Linked DNA regions of Mus musculus: region 1 is linked to region 2. Evidence: chromatin contacts called from ENCODE Hi-C data. All regions are on one chromosome and are shown on one strand. The core of a region is the stretch at or near the end of the contact, and the rest is flanking DNA. Distances in the headings are between cores, read along the strand shown. Region 1 holds the start of Sdhaf3 (succinate dehydrogenase complex assembly factor 3). Region 2 holds the start of Vps50 (VPS50 EARP/GARPII complex subunit).

Evidence for each region. A loop is a pair of places that touch in the nucleus more often than their neighbours do.
Region 1: a loop to region 2 is called in a map of heart, with 17 times the contacts of the local background. The contact joins the promoter of Sdhaf3 here to the promoter of Vps50 in region 2. A Hi-C loop is called at or near these places in 2 of 37 maps with a recorded cell type or tissue (heart and left cerebral cortex).

Annotation. Positions count from the first base shown.
Region 1 is chr6:6,953,991-6,957,347 of GRCm38, forward strand. It overlaps Sdhaf3 (succinate dehydrogenase complex assembly factor 3), which reads left to right and starts at 2,028. Exons shown (of 2, transcript NM_001077713.1): 1 at 2,028-2,210. The coding sequence starts at 2,037.
Region 2 is chr6:3,496,873-3,500,256 of GRCm38, forward strand. Vps50 (VPS50 EARP/GARPII complex subunit) reads left to right here and starts at 1,521. Exons shown (of 28, transcript NM_024260.5): 1 at 1,521-1,683. The coding sequence starts at 1,651. It also overlaps a transcript of Hepacam2 not described here.

The DNA.
Region 1 (3,357 bases), core at 778-3,277, 3.5 Mb after region 2:
AATCCTATGTTTGTGAGACAACTGCACACATTCTTGCCCTCTTGTGTTTTACCAACATGCAAATCCTGATGTGCTCAACACCACTAATAAACGCTCTGCACCAATGCAACAGTAATGTGGTTATTACATGTCTAGAGCACAGCCAGACCGGTGGGAAACACTCCCTCCTCCTGAAAAACGCCTTCCCCTAAGTATTCTTGTCAGAAGCTAGAATCAGTAACTAAGCAAAGTACGGCCTGCTGAGTATTATGAAGACAAAAAAGAAAAAACAACAAAAGCAGGAGCACCATGGGAGGTTTGGCTTGGTTATGTTAGTTTCAAACAAGGCTGTTGGGAAAGGTCACACGACAGTGAGCCGACACACTGGTTCTGGCAAGTGATGCCTCCTACCAGCCCCCGGAAGTGCTCCAAACAAGGTTTCCGGTTGGAAGTGAAGGAGTTCAAAGATGGAGGCCAGTGTGAGTGGAACTGACTTACTAGGGAGTGAATAAATAGAACATTTAAATTCTAGAGGTAGAGAGACTTTGAGTTGTTCAATAACAGAGTGCTACTGAGGATTTGTTAAGCAGAGGAACGATGTTATCTAATTACAGCCTGGGTAGATCATAACTGAAGTTCAACATGGCCAGAGGCAAGAACACAGATACGGTAGCTATCCAGTAGAAAGAGATAATTATGGTACAGGGTGTGATGGAAATAATGTTTGATTCCTGCATGATTTTGGTGGTGGAGCTATTAGGATTTGCTGAAGGATTAAAATTTAATTGGAACGAAAGAATAAGGACAAGAAGCTATCAGCTTTTGAAATAGTTACTTTTTTTTTCCCCACCTCTACACAAGTTTGGACTTGTGAACATCTAGATTTCTTGTTTTTGTAAGACCCCCGATGCTGGGCCTCTGCAAGTCCCCAGGTGAGCTGGCCAACACCCCAACGTCCTGAGAGAAAACCATACCTGATGCAAACTGCAAGAGGTTTTATTATCAGCTAGCTGAGGATGAAGTCCCTTTGCTGGTGCAGGGCAGGGGAGTTCGACCCGGTGACAGTAGGGAGCTTTTAACAGCTAGCTGAGGAGTTAGGAGGAGTTGGGAGGAGACTTGGGAGGAGTTGGGAGGAGAGTTGGGAGGACTTGGGAAGAGTTCTTCTCTTCCGGGTGTCCTTGGTGAAATTTACAAGGCAGGAGTGGGGAGTGAGTTCTTTCTGAATTTTTATCTCTGTGTCCTTGGCACAGGAAGGCAGGCATCTCTGGTTGTACAGTATAGAAACAAAAAGGCTTTTTGCTGGCTATAGAGAACAAAGAGCTTCTTTCTAGCTGTATTTTTTAAAGATCAGGGAAAACAAGCTTGGGAAACATCCAGGGGCTTTATCTTCCAGGGAGAAACGCTCTAAGTCAGGGTCTCACATTTTCATCTCACATTGTTTAATAAAAATTCTCAGAATCTTGGTCTTGGAAAAAAAATACACATAAAATAACTCCCAAGATTCTTTCATAGTGCACTTGACCTAGACCAACAAAGTCTGCCCTTCAGGGCTCACTTGTGATAACTACCTGGAAGAAGCTATGCCTACTGCATAAACTCCAAGTACAGCACTGCAAAGGACGAGGGCTGTTGCGAGGGACCGGCGAATGCCACACTATTTCAGAAGCCATAACACTTTGGATTAACCACGCAAGGCTTTCTGGAGAAGACTTCAGTTCGATGAAGTCTTTCTCAAATATTTAATAAGAAGAAACTAGCAAATGGAGAAGATGAGTTAACTCTGAAGGTAACAAGTCGCTCACACAAGACTTTTTGTCTTACACAGCAGCACCTCTCTAGGAAACTCAAGAAATTACAACTACTCCTCAACAGCCGCGCCTTTGGCAGAGCGTTTCTGTCCGCCCGCCCCAAATCCGGGTTTCCGGAAGGACAAGATTCTATGACGGACCAAACCGGATGAAGGTCGCGCGCTCTCTTCCGCCCGCTTTGGGGTTCACCCATAGGCGACTTCCTAGCGGGGGCGGAGCTACGCCCACCTTCTGCGCAGGCGCGGCGCGATGCCGGGGAAGCATGTCTCGAGAGTCCGGGCTTTATATAGGCGAATCTTGCTGCTACATCGGGCTCTGCCCCCGGACCTCAAAGCCCTGGGTGACCAGTACGTGAAGGACGAATTTAGGAGACATAAGACTGTTGGTCCTGGCGAGGCCCAGCGATTCTTGAAGGAATGGGAGGCAAGTGACGCCCCCTCCCCGCCCCCTCGTCCCGGACCTTGGGTTTTCAGTTCAGACCCCACCTTCCTAGCTGCTTCCCAGGGTCCGTGCACGGCCAAACAGGGCGTCTGGAATAGACAGACTAAAGTGGTCAAACAGCACTTCTTTCAAGCTCCGTCGCGAATCCCCCAGCTTCCCGCACAGGCTCTGTGCTTGAGCAGTTTCCCCCGCATTCAGAAGAACTTTCTGAGAGTGCTGAGGGTGCCAGGTGCTGGAGAGAGAAGGGTGGCGTGTCTCAGACGTTACTGCACTCCTGACTGTTTAGTGCTCCAAAAGTTCGTCGGCGTTTGTCCTTTGCGTTGCCTTTAGGCTGTTTAGGTGACAGCCGTGTAATTAACATGATGTCATTACTTAGCTGCCAGAATTAGATCATTTCGATCATTTGTTAATTTGTAATTGTAGGGCCTTAGTAAGCTTTCCACTTGACAGATAAATTATATAACCTAGAAAAGACCTAAGGATTGCAATTTGTTAAAGGGGTAATGCTGGCGGGGGCACGCGTTTGGATTCAGTGTTTGACTTTTCTCTTTTCTTTCTTATTATTTATTTTAGGTACATATTTATTTATTTGTGTGTATACGGGTGTGTGTGTGTGTGTGTGTGTGTGCTGGAGGTCAGAGGCTAACCCAAGGGAATGGTCTCTCCTTCCACCACATGGCTCCTGGGGATCAAACCGCGGGCTGCACAGCTTGGCAGCAGACACCTTTCTCAGTGAGCCATCTCCACGACCCTAATACCTTTTTTTTTTTTTTTTTTCTCTTAAGAATGAAGGGGGAGAAAGAGTATTGCATGATGCTGAAGAGTCTTGCAGGATCTCCTCCCATCTTGAAAATATCAGGAGGTGAAAGGAGTTGGGCATTTCTAGAGTGCATCTAGGTATTTTAAAGAAACTGCTCTGGTAAAGTAAAAAAGATTTTTCATGCTGATAGTGGCTGAAGTGATATTTACCTTTAAAACAACATAAAGATTAGGCTAGGGAAAAGCATTTTCATTGAATTCTATAATTCTTGATTGTAGAATTATTGAAGAGAGAACTTTATAATAATGAAATGTATAACTTTCTTAAAAGTCTTGGTTTATTAGATATAATTTGGTTGCCAGGAGCTGG
Region 2 (3,384 bases), core at 271-2,770:
GCCAATCACACATGGTTTACTGTTCATTTACATTATTGGGCTGGTTTTGTTGTACACAGTGAGCAAGCATCTACTACAAGCATTTCAAGCAGCTGTAATCTTTAATACAGACCCCTTCATATCTGTAGAATTATTTACACTAGGAGAATCAATTGGGGGAAATCCTCAAGATTACATGAATGGTTGTATCTAAGGTGAACTAACTTTGTAATTACATTGCTCCCAAAGAGAAGTGCATCTGCAGGAAAAGCCAGCCACTAGAGGAGGCAACTGCATAGGCGATTTCTGAGCTAGTGTCCAACCCTCCATACAGTCAAGTTTATGCTTTGCTTTTATAATAAAAACATTAGTTATTAGTTTTTATAATACGTTAAACTAATGTAGTTAAAAGGCACTGGTGTCCTGATTTAGGAGTCACTCCTCAGCATAATACCGGGAACCTTTAAGCATTTAAGTCATCAGTTTATACGTCTAACAATCTTAGGTAAGTATCTTAACTTCTCCATGCCTGTTTCACCATTTTTTAACATGAAGATGATGGTAACTCCAGAAGATGTTCATGCATACGAGCTTGCGGGTGTGTTTCTTGTGTTTTTCTTTCTTTCCTTTTCAATCTTTTTGTTTGTTTGTTTGCATGTTTTGTTTTCTAGAGGGAGAAAGAAAGAAGGTGCGTGGAAGCAAGTGTGGCGGTAGGGGCAGATCTAGGATGAGTTGGGGGAGGGGAGACCTGATCAGAACATATTGTATGAAAAATTGTAGTACAAAAACAAAACAAAACAAGGAAAAGATGCTCATGTAGATAAATGCATAAGGTCATACACATGAAGCCATTAACAAAATTTCTCCCAATTCGTAAGTTTTCATTGTTACCTATTGTTATTAGCTCTGGGTTTGCTGCCCCCCACAGCAAAGTTACCCCGTTACTTTCTCCTTTATACTACTAATAACAAGATCAGGGCTTTAAAGTGACAAGTGCCCTCATACTTACTGACATCTGCCTCGACTTGCCTTTGCTAAAGCAGGTAGAAAAATGATAGGTGGGGTAGACGAAATCCTTTGATTTTTCTAGAGCGTTTTCAGGAAATGCCAAGAATGAAGAAGAACCTACGGCTGGCCATCAGTATCTTAGGGGTCCTGCCTCCCACTTTCCTCAGGGCACACCCAGAGCCACTGGGAAATTCCTTGTCTTAAGTCACCTTTCCAAGTGCTCTTTATGGAGGTCAATCAGTCTCTTTCCTCGCCTCTCTAGCCCAGGTGTGCTTTCTCTTGCACTCCTAGAGGGCATCTTGTCAAAGTGGACTATCTACAGACGCTTCAGAGTTGTTTAGTTCAGTGGCCAGACTACCTAAGTCATAGGTATTCGCCTCGCCCAACGCTCTTCCAAGTCCAGGTAGTGGCTCTGGAACAGAAGGAGTCCCAGTTCATTGAAGCGACTGCTTCTTGGGAAATGTAGTACTGAAGTTGGCCTCCTCCTTTGATTGCAGCCGGAAAACTACATTTCCCGTCATGCTCGGGGAAAGGAAGGCTGACCCAGGCGGGCAGCTCCACGTGACGACTCACTATGGCTTCCCTGTGTTGTAGCCGGCTGTCTGGTGGGATTATGTGATTTGTTACTTCTCCGAGGCAGGGTAATTGTCTCTCGACTTCGACATGCAAAAAATCAAATCTCTCATGACCCGGCAGGTGAGTTCTGTTTTCTGAACTAAAGAGCTTCCCGCTCCCGGCTGTGAGAGGCGCCGAGACGCCCAGTTCCTTGGTGGCGGCGGGCGTAGGCTTAAGTTATAGTGGGTGGCGGGGCTCAGGGGTGTTGGGCAGCTAAGTAGTACACTGGAAATCTCAACTGAGCCTCCTAGATCCGACCTCGACTCCTTGAAAGAAGTGTCTTCCTACAAACATTTCGTTTAGACAAAGCCAATCAGGGAGCTGGGCTGTCTTTGTACCTTCTCCTTTGCTTTAGTTTCCTTTCCAGGACAGCCTTAGCTGCTTTGCAGCGTCCCCCTCGTCCTCACTGGTGGTCGTTTGCCAGTAGGTGCCCTGGAAAGTGAGGTGGGGTCTGTGCAGTAGAGAAAACTCGAAAGAGCAAGGGTGAAGGCAAAGGGCTGTTTGTAGCCAACATTGGTAGTGTTGTGGATTGGCAGTAACTCTCCAAACTTGTAGCTGTGTTTTTGGATTTAAACATGGGAATGACAATTCCTTTTCTATCCCCCTCCCATCTCAAAGTATCGCATTGTAAGTCACCAGTAAGCTAGTATATGTCAGCATTCTTTGTGTATTGCTACTTAAAAAATAAAATTCTGACAAAGAATTTTTTTTTTCAGAATGATAATTCAGGAATAAGACTGGTACTATATCTTGTCTCACATATGTTAGAGCTTCCTAATACTGTGTCTCAACTTCCTTCGAGGAGTTGAAGAAATGTATGTTTTTTTTAGGTATTTATTGATCATTTTATTTCAGAAACCTTTGTTTTGACTGTAGCATTTTTAGCTACTGAAACATAATTAGAATTTTTCTTTGTTTTAATAAGAAAGAAGTGCAATTTAGATGAGTTTTAAAATCATTGTGGCTTAGAAATGTTGGTAGAGTCCTTTCTTTAAAGCTTCACTTATAATTTCTTTTTCTTAACAAGAGAACAGAAGACTTCTTGTCCTGCTTGAGGATTCAAAGTGTCAGCAGTAGTGGGACAGACACTTGTAATTTCTTATAGACAGTACGTACGTGATCCTTGCATAATGCTTTTCTTTTTCTTGATTTGAGTCGAGAAACTAGGAAAAAATTTTCTATGAATAATAAAACAAACAAGCAGGGGGCAGAGGCACTTAGCAGCCTTTCACGTTGTTGGACACTGGCGCTGTGCGTCTTGCTGCTTCTTACTTGAGAATAGGTTTGGAGGCTGCTCCATCCTGAGGTGAGAGGAGAGGGAGCAGACACTCAGGAGCCCCTCAGATTTGGATGACTACATTCTGGTTTTGCGTTCTGTCTCCTTGGTCTTGCCTGTTAAGCAGCATAGTCCATTGTCTGCCATACAGCTTATAAATACCTTGGGCTGCTGCATTTGGGTTTTTTCTTCCTAAGGTTGGTGCTCTCCTTAAATTCCAAAGAATTCCAGAGAACTGGTGATAATATATCCATAATGTTTGTAAATGTAATGCTGACTCTGCAGAAAGTGTGAATTCTTAAGCCTCACACAGTTTACTGAATTATAGTAGGTTATATCTGTAGTTAGTTGGAGAAAAAAAATCTTTAGAACGTATACAAGAAACTACTGTATAAATAATAGTAATGTAAAGTTAACAGGTTTATGCAAATGTGTGGCCCTAATTATATATGTTTAAAGCTCAATTTATACATATATTATTATTGTGCTGTTGATGTATATTAAAG